Regions from separate parts of the Homo sapiens genome. Here region 2 is linked to region 1. A link is a loop called in an ENCODE intact Hi-C map of the cell type or tissue named here. Cell type or tissue: endothelial cell of umbilical vein. All regions are shown on one strand. Each heading gives the region's core, and the rest is flanking DNA. Links, peaks and the distances in the headings are about the cores only. Region 1 has its middle 59 kb from the start of MIR4422. Region 2 has its middle 46 kb from the start of LINC01753.

Evidence for each region. Hi-C counts contacts between places; a loop is a spot of excess contacts. Peaks named below come from ENCODE experiments on the same cell type or tissue, not always from the same donor. Only the 100,000 strongest peaks of a DNase experiment are listed, where the experiment ranks them.
Region 2: it touches region 1 in a loop (4-fold over the local background); 10 of 110 quality-filtered maps call a loop at or near these places.

What each region holds. Positions count from the first base shown.
Region 1 is chr1:55,283,760-55,286,259 of GRCh38, reverse strand. No RefSeq gene overlaps it. Among named protein-coding and RNA genes, the nearest start is that of MIR4422, 59 kb to the right of the region's middle. In endothelial cell of umbilical vein, for the core only: a CTCF peak has its summit at 1,309 (motif pointing left); a DNase peak (open chromatin) is centred at 1,229.
Region 2 is chr1:55,892,268-55,904,916 of GRCh38, reverse strand. No RefSeq gene overlaps it. Among named protein-coding and RNA genes, the nearest start is that of LINC01753, 46 kb to the left of the region's middle. In endothelial cell of umbilical vein, for the core only: a CTCF peak has its summit at 11,528 (motif pointing right); a DNase peak (open chromatin) is centred at 11,546.

The DNA of each region.
Region 1 (2,500 bases), core at 1-2,500:
AGAAAAACCATTATCCCAGCTCTGTCTCTAGTTCATTGTATAATTTTGAATAAGTCAATTCCCCTCTCTGGGATTCCATTCTTAGTTGGTTAAATGAGAGGGTTGGATTAGTTGAGGTACAGCAAATGCATGACACACATGTTGCCATGGGAGACTTACCCATCCAAAGCCCATGCAGACATTGCTAATCAATCACAGCACCCTTTTCCGGTAAGCAGGACACAGTACAGTGCCACCAATAGTCCAGAGTTGGCACATGAAGCAAATAAAACCTGTTTACCATCCCTGAGCTAGACAACTTCCAAGGAGTTCTGCCTGTTATGACATGTTGCCCTCTATGCCCTAGTGAAGAGAACAAAGCAGAAATCAGGAAACCTGGGGCCTTGTCACCACCCTGCCTTGAGTTTTCAGTGCCACCGAGAAAGTAACTCAAAATCTAGGTCTTTCTTTCCTCATTTGTTAAATCGAGGGTAACAATTTTATTCTTGTAATTTTGGGGATCTTTGTAAAGATGAAAATTAAAATTACCACATAGTCTCTTAAAACAATGCGAATTTACTATATTACTATTCTGTAGGTCAGAAGTCCAAAATGGGTTTCACTGGGCTAAAATTGAGGCATCAGCAGAGCCTCCTTCCTTTTGGAAGTTCTAGAGGAAAACCCACTTCCAGCTCTACAGGCTGCCTTAATTCCATGACTGGCAGCCCCTTCTTCCATCTTCAAAGCCAGCAGTGGGGCATTTTCACAACTCTCTGACTCTGACTCTTCCGTTTATTCTCAACTCTCCTTCTCTTACCCTAACCTTCTGCCTTCCCCTTCCAGTATTTAAGCACCCTTGTGATTACATAGGGTCCACCAGGATAATCTTCCTATCTCAAGATCCTTACCTTAATCACATCTGCAAGGTCCCTCCTGCAAAGTGAGGTGACAGATTCACAGGTTTGTGGGGGTTAGGACATGAACATCTTTGGAGGTTCATTATTTAGCCTGCCACACCTCACATAATTCCTTATAAACATCGTCCTCCTGAACAAAGATAAACTGCTCCTGGAGGAAGGCTGAAAAAGGAATTAAACTGCAGAGTCACCAGAAACTTTCTATATCTGCCTGCCTAAACGCCAATGGTTAACATTCTGAAGAGAGCCACAGGAAGGCTAGTTCAGGCTGTTGTCCATTTCATCAACTCTCCACCAAGTTTTTGAGACGAAATACACAAGACAAATTTAAAAAAAAAAAAAAAAAAAAACCAGGAGTGGAAGAAATACTACTTTTTAAACTATCCAACAGCACCCCCCAGTGCCAAGAAGCAGAAAGAGGGGAGAAGGGCTAGCAGTTGGTAAAGGATCAGAATATTGTCCAGGTGTTCACGCTTGTAACACTCCTTTGGGAGGCCAAGGTTGGAGGATCATTTGAGGCCAGGAGCTTGAGACCAGCCTGGGCAACATAGCAAGACTCCGTCTCTAAAAATTAAAAACAAAAAATTAGCTGGAAATGATGGTGCATGCCTGTAGTCCCAGCTACTTGGGAGGTTGAGGTGGGAGGATCTCTTGAGCACAAGAGTTTGAGGCTGCAGTGAGCTATGATTGCACCACTGCACTCCAGCCTGGGCAACAAAGCAAAGTTCTGTCTCAAAAAATAATAATAATAATCAGAATATTTAGCTCCATGGTTCTCCATTAGACACACAAAGCGTGGGATACAACTGATCTGAGACTAGCCCAGGCGTGCGAACTGCATTTTTTTTTTTTTTTTGAGATGGAGTTTCACTCTTGTTACCCAGGTTGGCATGCAATGGCATGGTCTCAGCTCACTGTAACCTCCACCTCCCAGGTTCAAGTGATTCTCCTGCCTCAACCTCCCAAGTAGCTGGGATTACAGGCACCTGCCACCACGCCCAGCTAATTTTGTATTTTTAGTAGAGATGGGGTTTCACCATGTTGGCCAGGCTGGTCTTGAACTCCTGACCTCAGGTGATCCAACTGCCTCGGCCTCCCAAAGTGCTGGGAATACAGGCATGAGCCACTGCACCTGGTCTGCGTGAGCCACTTTCTAAGCTCACCAAGTGATTCTATGTTTTGGACCTTTGATTTACAGTTAAAACCACTGACTTCAGCAAAGCAGTAAACACAGTCTGAAAGCCTTCTAGGCCTTGGGGACTCAAAAATAAATATGATAAGGCTCCTCCTCAAAGAGAGCTTCCAATCTAGGTAGACTATAAGAGCTGGAAAAGACATTGGCCACAACTAACAACTATGGGACATAAGGCAAATTACTTAACCTCTCCGTGACAGATTCCTCATTTGTAAAATTAGAATAATAATAGTTCCTGCCTTATAGGGCTACTAAGAGAGTTAAATGAGGTGACTCACGTAAGGCACTTAACGTGGTATCTGATACAAAATAAGCACACGGCAAGCGTTAGGGGCCAACTGATGAGCCAGAGATGTGAAGTCCATGGCTACTGTTCCCTTGCAACTCACTGCCAACCCCAGAGTCATCT
Region 2 (12,649 bases), core at 10,150-12,649, 610 kb before region 1:
TGTTAAGTATTCCACTTTGTCAAATGACTTAATAAGAAAGCCACTATAAGTGCAGAGGTTCTCAAAATTTAATGAGAAGAATCATCTATATGTTTACAGTGCAGATTATTAGGCCCCACCCCCAGAGATCCTGGTTTAGTATATTGGGGGTGGGGCTCAGGAATGACAATTGTTATCAAGTGCCCTCAGTGATTCCACTGTAGGTGGTCATCAGACCACACACTGAGAAAGGCTACGATGACGATGACGGAAAGAGCCCAGAATTTTGGATTTTAGAAACCTCACTGCATGCTAAATAGCATTGAAACTTGGGCAGCTTTTTAAAAGTCCCTGAGCTACAAATTCTTTAACTATTAATAGGAGACAATAATACATATACCAGACTACTAGAGCATCAGGCCATGTATCCATGGAATGGAAGATTTAATGAAGTTGTGTGAACATGTCACTGGGTTTGGCAGCTAGCTGTGTTGTAGAGAAAGGGTGGAGCTGAATTCAATCAATACCACGTTTATGAACAAATATATAAACCCTCAAACCACCATACAAATACCCAAATACCTCTGACAAACATAATTTATCATAAAGAATGAAATAATTACAAAGAATTACATTATGTTAGTACATTTGCAAACTTAGTTAAAATAGATGCATTTCAGGAAAAATATAAATTAACTAAATTGACTCAAGATAAAATAGCAACTAAAATAAACCAGTAGCCATTAAAGTTAGACTGCAACAAAAATGACCCCTATATAAAGCAAAAATAAGATCAGATGTAAACATGCTAAATAAATATTAACATGAAGATTTCAGCCATGTTAAAAACAAGACACCATAAGCAAATAATGTTTACTTAGGAAGCAGGGAGGTTCACCACAGTAAAATCTATTATATAGTGTACTACACTAATAAGAGAAACAATAAACAACTATCTCAATGGATGTAGAATAAACATTTAAAATGTTCAGCATCCATTCAAGGTGAAAATGAAAAAAAATCTCATAATCAACTCTGATTAGGAAGAAAATCTCTTAACCTGTTGAAAATATCTGTCAAAACCTACCAAACACAATACTTACAGTGAAACAATAGAACCATTTCTGCTTTTAGTCAATATTGTATTAAGAGCCCTAAATAATACAATGTGAAGAAAGAAAAGAACATACAAATTATAAAGGAATAAAGATAACTGTCCTTATTTGTAGACAATATAATTGTCTTGTAAACAGTCCCAAGAGATTCATAGACACTGTGTTAGATCTAATTAATTAATTCAACAAAGCTGATAGATACAAGATATACATAAATCAAATATACTTTTACACAAATGCAAAAATTAGAAAACATAATAGAAAAAGAAAGATTTCATTCAAATAGTGATTAAGAACTTTATATTATATAGGAATAAGTATAATGAAAATATATTTATGTTCATATTAAGAAAATTATAGGGAATTATTAAAGGATATAAAGAAAACTTGAATAAATGAACATGTATATTAAGCCTACAGTTGAATAGACCCAATATACTAAAGTATGTCAGTTCTCCATAGTTAGTTTATAAATTCAAGTCACTCAAAACCAAATCTTAGTGGTATTTCTTTACTAAATTGAAAGGGCCAAAAATAACTAAGAAAAAGTTGAAAGAACATAACAAAGTGCTGGTACTTGCTCTACCCAATATTAAGCTTTATTATTAAGCCCTAGTAATTAAAACCATGCGGTATTAGCACAAGCTCATAGGCAGACCAATGAAAATAATACAGAGTTCAGAAACAGAATCATGCATATAGAAACGTCATATATGACAACTGCAGCATTGTAGACCAATAAAGTAAAAAATGATTATCCCAATAAATAGTATAAATGCAATTGTATATACTTTCAGATAAAAAAAATAAGTTTCCTACCTCATACCATATGCAAAAATTTATTGGAAGTGAATTAAAGTCATAAATATGAAAAGTAAAACTCTAAAACTTTTGAAGAAACCATAGCAAAGAGTTATTAAAAAATACAAAAAAAACCTATGAACCATGAAAATTTACATAGTTATCCACATTTAAAATTTTAAAAAATTATTAAACAAAATACAATGTAAAGTGAGAAGAGTAACAAGATATTTGGAGTAGATATATGCAATAATATAATTAGCAAAAAATTAGTACAAGAATATTCAAAATATCCATATAAATTGACATGAAAAAGAAACTCTTAAAAATTGTCCAAAGATATAAGTAGAAGCAAAAATGGCCAAGAAACTTAGAAAAAGATGTTTAATTGTATTAATAATCAGAGATATGTAAATTAAAGCCACATTTATATAGTATTTTATATCCAGATTATCAAATATTAAAAAGCTTGTCATTTCTGAATATCTGTTTCTGGTTATGATAGAGTAGCTAAGAACAGACTTTATCACTATGAAAAACTAGAAAGATAGTCAAATGAAATTATTTAAAATGTTTTATGTTTAGCAACTGCAAACCAACTGTTTTAGTAGAGAGCTCTTAAAGGCAAAGAAACGTTCCAGAGGGATGAGAGCTATGTAGAGGAAAAGCTCCAGAAAATTACACAGAGATGCCTTTTACTGTATTGCTCAGTATAAATTTACTGATGTGTAGAGTGAAATTATATGAATAAGGGCAAAGGGGCCGGGTGTGGTGACTAACACCTGTAATCCCAGCACTTTGGGAGGCCAAGGTGGGCAGATCATGAGGTCAAGAGATCAAGACCATCCTGGCCAACATGGTGAAAACCCGTCTCTGCTAAAAAAAAAAAAAATAAAAAAATTAGCTGGGCGTGGTGGCACGCACCTGTAGTCCCAGATACTTGGGAGGCTGAGGCAGGAGAATCACTTGAACCCGGGAGGCGGATGTTGCAGTGAGCCAAGACTGCACCACTGCACTCCAGCCTGGCGACAGAGTGAGACTCCATCAAAAAAAAAAAAAAAAAAAAAAAAGGCAAAGGACAATTGTGAATGTGCAAGCTGAGAAATTCTCAAAGCTCATATAGAGCTGGGGGATTCCAAGCACCAAACAGAATGAAAAGTCATAATGTCATACCTGGATCATTTGCTTGAGACCCAGAAAGAGTTATGCCTTAGTCTAAGGACTAAATTATACCCAGGGTAAAAGAATACCTTGAAACTTTAAAAAATAAAACCTCAAATAATAATGCTAATCTGAAAGTAACATTTATCGCAGAATAAATCAGAAAATATTGCTAATCTGAAAGTAACCTTTATTGCAGATAAATCAGAAAATTCTTCTTTTTTTTTTTAGATGGAGTTTCACTTTTGTCACCCAGGCTGAAGTGCAACAGCACATGATCTCTGCTCACTGCAGCCTGCGCCTTCCAGGTAAAAGTGATTCTCATGTTTCTCCTGCCTCAGCCTCCCGAGTAGCTGGTATTACAGGCACCCACCCCCAGGCCTGGCTAATTTTTGTATTTTTTTAGTAGAGACAGGTTTTCACCATGTTGGCCAGGCTGATCTCAAACTCTTGACCTCAGGTGATGCACCCACCTTGGCCTCCCAAAGTGCTGGGATTACAGGCATGAGCCACCGCACCCAGCCTGAAAATTCTTTAAAGGAAAAAAACAAACCCACACTCAACAATGTGATAATCATAACAACCATCAGCCTATCAAAAATTGCTAGACTTCAGCACAGGAATTCAAGATTGCACTGAGCTATGATCACGCCACTGCACTCTACCCTGGGCAACACGGCAAAATCCTGTCACAAAAAAATAAAAAAAAAATTAATACAGAGGACCAAATGCAGGAAGATACAACCCATAATTGATAGAGGGAAAAAATCCAATAGAAACATACTCAGAAATGATAGATATGCTAGAATTAGCAGAGAATGAATTTAAAGAAATTATTATACCTGTGTCTACAAAAAATACAAAAATTCACCAGGTTTGGTGGCACATGCTTGTAGTCTAAGCTACTTGGGAGGCTAAGGTGGAAGGGTCACTTGAATCCAGGAGACAGAGGTTGCAGTGAGCCGTGATTGTGCCGCCACACTCCAGCCTGGACAACAGAGTGAGACTTTGTCTCAAAAAAAAAAAAGAGTTATACATAAGTGTGTGTATGTTTATATACACATGTCTGTGTGTATACACATGTGTGTATGTGCATGTAGCAGAGGTTTTAAAGAAAAACATAAACACAATGAAGAGAAAAATTGGAGATATAAAATAAAAATCCAAATGGAACTTCTGGGGATAAAAATGCCGTACCTAAAATTAAAATCTGATTGGATGGACTTCATAGCAGACAGAACATAACAGATTTTTAAAAAGCAGTGAATTTGAAGACGTAAGAACTATCAAGACTAAAGCACAGAGAGAAAGATTCAAGATTCAAAAAATAAACACAGCCTCGGTAACGTGTGGAGAAATATCAAGTGGTCCAAATAAGTTGCAGTTGGGAACTCAAAATGAATGAAAGGACCTCAAGACAGAAAACGAAATTTAAAAAATAATTACCATAATTTTTGCAAATTGGATGAAAACTAGAAACTCAAGAAAATTAAAGAATTTCAAAAGGATAAGAATAAACATGCATGTACACATACACAAAGGCATACTATCATCAAATTGCTAAAAATGAGTGACTTACTGTAAGAAGCTATGCAAACTAGAACACAATAAAATAGTATAATTAAAGAATAATAATAATTTTTTATTATACTTTAAGTTCTGGGGTACATGTGCAGAATGTGCAGTTTTGTTACATAGGTATACATGTGTCATGGTGGTTTGCTGCACCCACCAACCCGTGATCCACATTAGGTATTCCACCTAATACTATCCCTCCCCTAGCCCTCCAGCCTCCAACAGGCCCCACTGTGTGATGTTCCCCTCCCTATGTCCATGTGTGCTCATTGTTCAGCTCTCACTTATGAGTGAAAACATGTGGTGTTTGGTTTTCTGTTCTTGTGTTAGTTTGCTGAGAATTATGGTTTCCAGCTTCATCCATGTCCCTGCAAAAGACATGAACTCATCCTTTTCTATGGCTGCATAGTATACCATGGTAGGACTGAAAGAAAAAAAATCTATCAACACAGAATTCTGTAACTAGTAGAAATGTCTATCAAAAGTGAAGGTAAAAATTTTTTTTCAGGTAAGCAAAAGCTGAAAGAATGTGTTTCCAGCATACTTCAATGACAAGAAATGTTAAAGAAAGTTGTTCAGGTACAGGGAAAATAATATCAGATGGAAACTTGGATCTGCAAAAATAAAGAAAAGGCAACAGAGATGGTAAATATATTTTTATATAGAAAATATTTTCTTATGAAAATTTAGAGAACACATAATGTATTTTGGAATTCATAAAGTATATATAAATAAAGTATATGACAACGATGGAAAAGCACAGGAGCAACATAAGAGAAGTATGCAGTTTTAAGGAGCGTACATTAATTGTGGAGTGGTATAGTATTATATAAAGTTAGGCTAATGATGAGATGAAGACTCATTTTGAAAACCTTATAGCAACCACAAAAATAAATAAGATGAAGCTGGATGGCTAATATTCCAATGATGGAGATAAAATATGTATTAGGGTTCTCTGGAGAAATAGAACCAATAGGGTGTGTGTGTGTGTGTGTGTGTGTGCGTGCGTGTGTGTGTGTGTGTAAAGTGATTTATTTTAAGACATTGGCTCATTTGAATTATGGAAGCTAAACAGTCCAAAATCTGTAAAGTGATCCAGCAGTAAGCCTGTCCAGCCTGGGCAACAGAGAAAGACCCTGTCTCTAAAAAGAAAAAATTACAAACACAGAGATAGATTGGAAGTAAAAAGACAGAAAAGGATATACCATAAAAATACTAAGCATAAGAAAGCTGCAGTGCCTATATTAGTAACAAAGACTTCAGAACAAGAAATATTACCGAGGATAGAGAAATTTCATAACAATAAAGCGGTTAATTCATTAATAATTCATAACGCCTAAATGTGTATGCACCTTATTTTAAAACTTTGAAATACATAAGCAAAAACTTCAAAACTTCTCTTGACGCAATTGATAAAACAATAAATAGAAAACTAGTAAGGATATAGAAGGTTTGAAAAACATTTTCAATGAATTTGTCTTCATTTACATTTATAGAATACTGCACCCAACAACAACATAATATACATTCTTTCCAGGTGTGCATAGAAATTCACCAAGATAGAATATATGCCAGCCTGTTTAACAATTCTTAAAAAAATTTTAAAGGATTAAAATCATACAGAATATTTTCTCTGGGTTCAAGAACTAAATTAGACACCAATAACATAAGATGGCTTTATAAATCCCCAAATATTTGGAAATCAAATAATACAATTTAAAAATAGCCCATGAACAAAAAAAATCAAAAGTGAAATTAAGAAATACTTTGAACTGCATATAAACTTTTAAAAAGCATCAGTTTTATGAGATCCAGCTAAAGCCCTGTGACAGGTCTAAGATTTAACCCTGTTACGAAAGCTAGTAAGTGAGTCAGCTATGGTTTGTAGATACTGACAGAAGCCTCATGATTCTTGGGTAAGAGATCAAGGACAGAAACAGTAGTAAACAGAATATCAACATTTTTCTTGTTCCAGTTCCCTGACTACCAATCCTCATAATGTGATACAAGTAAGAATTTAGTGACACACTTACACATAGTGGGGTGAAGTACAAAAGAGAAGCCCTGGCCTAGAGAACTTGCATCTTTTATAATGATCAGCAAGCACATCTGTCCTTTGCTTCAGAAGCAGACATTATCCCTAACTTTTAAGGCTGTAAACAAAGCCACCCTTTGCTTTGGAGGAAGATGCTTCCTCTATCTTGTAAGACTATTAGATAAACATACTTGAAAAGACAGTTTCAAAAAAAAAAAAGCCATCAATGCCATTTGCAAGAAATACAGAGATGTTAGAGATCTTGGGAGAATTGTCCCCTAACGTGCTTAGAGTGAAACTTTTAATTTAAATACTACATCACCAAAAATCTAAAATTAATCATCTGAGTTTCCATCTTATGAAGCTAAAACAAAAAGCAAATAAATCCTGAGTAAGTAGAAAGAAAAAAAAGTAGAAATCAATAGAATGGAAAATAAAGAATAGATAAAATTAATAAAACCTAAAGCTGTTTGTTTTAGATGGTCAATAAAATTGATAAGCCTCTAGCTACAGTGATCAAGAAAAAAAGAAGGAAGACACAAATAGTCAATATTAGGCATGAAAAAGGGGACAACACTATAGATCCTACAGACATGAAAAAGGACAAAAAGGGAATATTAGAAACAATCTAATAAATTAAACAACTTTGATGAAATGGCCAAATTCCTTGAAAAACACAAATTACCAAAATGGACTAAGAATGAATAGAAAATCTGGATATCTTGAAATCTATTAAATAATATACATTTATAGTTAATAATCTATCCACAAAGAATCTTGATGCCCAAATGGCTTCTCTGATAAACTCTATCAAATATTCAAGGAAAAAAATAATACTGATCCCATATAAAATTTTTCAGAAAATAAAGAAGAATTAAACACTTCTCAGTTCATTGTATGGGGCTAATATTACCCTTATGGAGAAACCAGACAAAAATAATTCAATAAAAGAAACTACATTGTGCTAAGTGAAAGAAGTTAGACATCATGGGTGCAAGCTGTATGATTTCATTCAAATGAAATTCTAGAGAAGTCAAAACTAACATATAGTGACAGAAATCAAATGAATGGTTTCCTGGAGCGAGGACTGAGAGGGAGCATTGATGTGAAAAGTTCATAGAAAATTTGCAGGGGTGGGGGCGATAAAATTGCTCCAAATTTGGATTGTGATGGTGTTGTTCATAGAAGTGGATACATTTGTCAAAACTCACCAAATTGTTTCCCTGAAATAAGTTCATTTTGTTATAAATTTTACTTCAAGTAAAAATTGATTTTTAAAAATTTAGTTGAGTTTTTAAAAATTTAATAAGTCTAAATATAAACGAACATATGAGCAATCAAATGTTCACATACTTCTGATTGTAATGTCAGTTGGTCTATTTATTTAAGAGTATTACTTGGTCATATCGAGTTGAAGATGAACATGTTCTTTGACTCAGCAACGTGCACACATGAACAAGAAATCATGTACAAGAAAGTTTATTGCATTATTGTTTAAAAAGTAAAATAGGAAGCAACCTAAATGCCCATTAAAAAGGAAATGGAAAATAAATTATGGCGTATTCTTCTAATTAAATGGTATTCTGTAGTTAAAAATCGTTGCCTAAAGTTACATATTTTAACAGGACAAATTTTAAAAACAATGTTAAAGGATAAAAGCGATTGACCAAATATGTGCAGTACAATACCATTTATGTAAAATTTGAAAGCATACAAAAAAGGCTATACGTTTTTATGAATGTATCCTTATATAGTATTTGTATGAAAGCATGGGAATAATACAAAATTCAGAAATAAAGAGGGATAACAGGACTTCAACTGTATATTTTTATTTTTTCGTGAATAAGAAAATGCTGATGCAATAATGAAATGAAAATGAAAGAATTTTCTAGAATCCAGAAAATAAGATAATTAATACATAGGCATTTATGTGATTTTTTCGATTGACTCTATTTTTGAAATTGTAATAATAAAAAGTACAATGTTTAAAAAATAAAGTTATCTTTGAATTAATGAAAAAAAAACCTCGACAAATTTTGACCATCATTTTAATTTCATTCATTCTTTTTTTTATACCTTTGATCCACAAGTAATTTCAAGCATCTACTAGATGTCAGCTACCAAGCTGAGCATTCGTAATACAAAAATATATGTATACAATGTGTTTTTTGCCCTTTAGTATCTCACAGTCTAGCCAGGTAAGTAAATATACCACCGAAATAGATATGGAAACTACTATAATTGAGCAAAAGTGTCATACTGATATAGATAAGAGAGTAATGCATTTTACACAGTAACTTTGAGTGAGCAATTGCAAGATGATTGGAGTTTAGCAACAAAGAACAGTATGTTTAGAGAAATTGAGGCATAACATGGTATGGCATTTCATTTACTGAGGCTAAGGGAGGATGTGAGGTAAAATGGTGATAAGGAATAAGGCTTGAAAATGTTAGGAATTGATTGAATAATGGATTGGAGAGCTTGGACTTCATATTTTTGTCTGCTGACAGTTACAGGAGGTGTATAAAGCAAAAAAGGGGCATGATTAGGCTTGTGTATCAGAAACATAACTTTGACCATCTGCTATATGGAAGATGAAGTGGGACTGGATTGAGGAAGGGGAAGAAGGTGGACATGGATATGGAGTGACTCATTACAAATCAACTGAAATAATCCAGGGTGGGGTCATGAGGGCCTGAATTGAGGTACCTAGAATTTAAGTGGTGAAGAATATCTTTTTTAAAAATCAGAAGTTATGTGTGTGAACCCATGCTCTTCCAATCACTCAGCATTTATCCTTGAGCAAGTTGCTTCACTGTTCTAGGCTTTAGGAAGATCTGTAAAATGGAAACCACCAATGATAAGAGCTTTTCAGGGAAAGTCAAGCTTGTGCCATCTTAGAACTTTGTGACCTGCTCCAAATATCTGTTCCCTCCGCTGGAAATCTCTTTACCTGCATCTTCACATGGTTGACTCCTGCTTGTGTTTCAGATATGGAAGCATTCTACCTCTTCAGTAATGGGGCTTTCTCTCACCTCCCAATCAAACAGCTTCCTTGGTCACTGTTTTTACTACATCACTTGAAAATTTGTTTCTCAATAGAAATTTATTAATAACCAAAATTTACTTAACTACTCTTTGCCTTTTCATTCATCTATATGCCACTAGAAGGAAAGCTTTGTGAAAAAAAGAGACTTTACCTGCCTTATATCCAACCATACTGCCAGTGTCTAAAACCATGCTCATTAAGTACATTCATTAAATATTAGTTGAGTGTTGAATATAATAAACCCATTTTTAATAAATGCCATGAGAGTTGCCTAAAATCACACAACTAATAAATAGTAGAAAAAAATGAAAATCCTTGTCTTCTGATTTCCTGGTTCACTGATCTTTCCATGCATAACATCTGATCTCTTACCTCATAGGACCACTGGGGGGATCGAATGAGAAGATAAGTTTTCCAAAAATACAAGGCTCATGATTTAGAAGTTGCCCAAAAAGGAAACAATGACTCAGTGCCTCTAGAGGCTGAGACCAATTCACAAAAGACTCTATATGGGCTGTGTCCAACCTAAGAAGTTTGGAAAAGGTCATTCTTTGTTTCTGCTGCTATGTTAAGGCTAGCATTAGGTGTTGTTGTGAACTAGATAGAGATGTGTGATATAGGAGGCAGGTAGATGGGGCAAAGGAAGTAGATACGGGTCTGTCTTACTAAAGGCAAGCAAAGTTTTGAGGTAGGCAGGATTCCCAATTGCTCACATATGATATATTTTTCTCTTTTGGTTTTGACTAAAAGGTTGTATATCCTTTTGGATTTCTTCCTCTTAAAGGACTAAAGAGATAAAATCTATTTGTGTCTGACAAAGAGAAAAGATACAGTTGTCAATGGATGACTAATAATTAAATTTGTTTGATGAAATATATCTATGCAACTATCACTTACTCATCCATTATTTATGGAATTATAAGTGAATTAATTAATGATTAAACACTGCCAAACACTATGCTTGTTTGCTAGGCAGGATGATAAAGAGGTAAACAAAATAGATATGGACTTTAGGGAACTTGAAGGTAAATGAGAAGCTATATTAAACAAATGCAAGTGTGATGAGTTTCTGTCTTGTTGAGTTGACCCTAGAAGAATCCCTTCTTCTCAATAAAACTCAGGGCTAAACAATAAAAGATAACTATGAAAGTTTTTTTTCTTGTTATGTTTGCATTAAACATGTAGGAATATTATTATAGGAAAATATCTGGCTGTGGTAGTTGTGGTGACTCAAGTCCAGGTGTTAATGGACTCTGCTGTTGAGATGCAGTTGATTTTCAAAAGTGACTTTTCTCAATCCAGTAAACTAAGTCAGCAGGACCCTTAGTAATGGCGTCTAAGTGACAATACTCAGTAGAATTCTTTTCTGGATATTTCCAGAGGGCTGAGGCTTTGTGCAGGGTCTTTATTTGTAGCTGATTTTGCTGGTTTTTTTTTTTTTAGCATTTGGTTTCATGGAGGGTATGTTATCAAAGCATTTTTTGGGGGAGTGGGGGCTGGAGGGGCAACTCCATCACCCAAGCTGGAGTGCAGTGGCATGATGGCATGATCATGGCTCACTGCAGCCTTGAACTCCTGGGCTAAAGCCATTCTCCCACCTCAGCCTCTTGAGTAGCTGGGACTACAGGCCAACTATCAACACACCCAGTTAAATTTTGTATTTTTTTGTAGAGATGGGTTTCCATATCTATATATCTATATATCTGGTCTCAAACTCCTGAGTGCCAGTGATCCACATGCCTTGGTCTCCCAAAGTGCTTGGATTACAGGCATGAACTAATGAACCTGGCCAACAAAGTATTTTTAATGTCGACTTTTTGGAGCATTATCCAGTAGGTGGCGTTTAAGCATAATGTTCCCTATGTAGGCTCTTGCTGAGTCACATAGCCTACCTACTGACCACTGTGCTTAAGAAGAGATTGAGGGCATAGTCTCAATATTCTTCAAGAAAAAAATTTCCAACCAAGAATTTAATATCCAGCCAAACTAAGCCTCATAAATGAAAGAGAAATAAGATCCTTTTCAGACAAGCAAATGCTGAGAGATTTTGTTACCACAAGACCTGCCTTACAAGAGCTCCTGCAATATGGAAAAGAAAGACCATTGCCAACCAATACAAAAACACACTTAAGTACACAGATCAGTGACACTGTAAAGCAACCACACAAGCAAGTTTGCATAACAACTAACAACAAGATGACAGGATCAGATCCACACATATTAACACTAACCTTGAATGTAAATGGGCTAAATGCCCCAATTAAAGGCATATATGAAAATCTGGATAAAGAAGCAAGACCCAATGGTATGCTGTCTTCAAGAGCCTTTATTGAACCTATGGGTGTCATTACATGCAATGGGAATAAATGGAAATAAAGGAATGGAGAAAAATCTACCAATCAAAAGGAAATCAGAAAATGCAGGGGTTGCAATCAGACAAAACATACTTTAAACCAACAAAGATAAAAAAAAAGACAGAGAAGGGCATTACATGATGGTAAAGGGTTCAATTCAATAAGAAGGCCTAACTATCCTAAATATATACATCCAACACAGGAGCACCCAGACCCATAAAGCAAATTCTTAGAGACCTATGAAGAGACTTAGAATCCTACACAATGAGAGTGGGAGATTTCAACACCCCACTGAAAAGTATTAGAGAAATCATCAAGGCAGAAAATTAACAAAGATATTTAGGACCTGAACTCAACACTTGACCAAATGTACCTAATAGACATCTACAGAACTCTCTATCCCAAAACAACAGAATGCACTCTTCTCAACACCACATGGCACATACTCTAAAATCAACCACACAATGATACATGAAACAATCTTCAGCAAATTCAAAAAAAATCAAAACTATACCAACCACACTCTTGAATCCCAGAGCAATAAAAATAGAATTTAACTGAAGAAAATTGCTCAAAACCA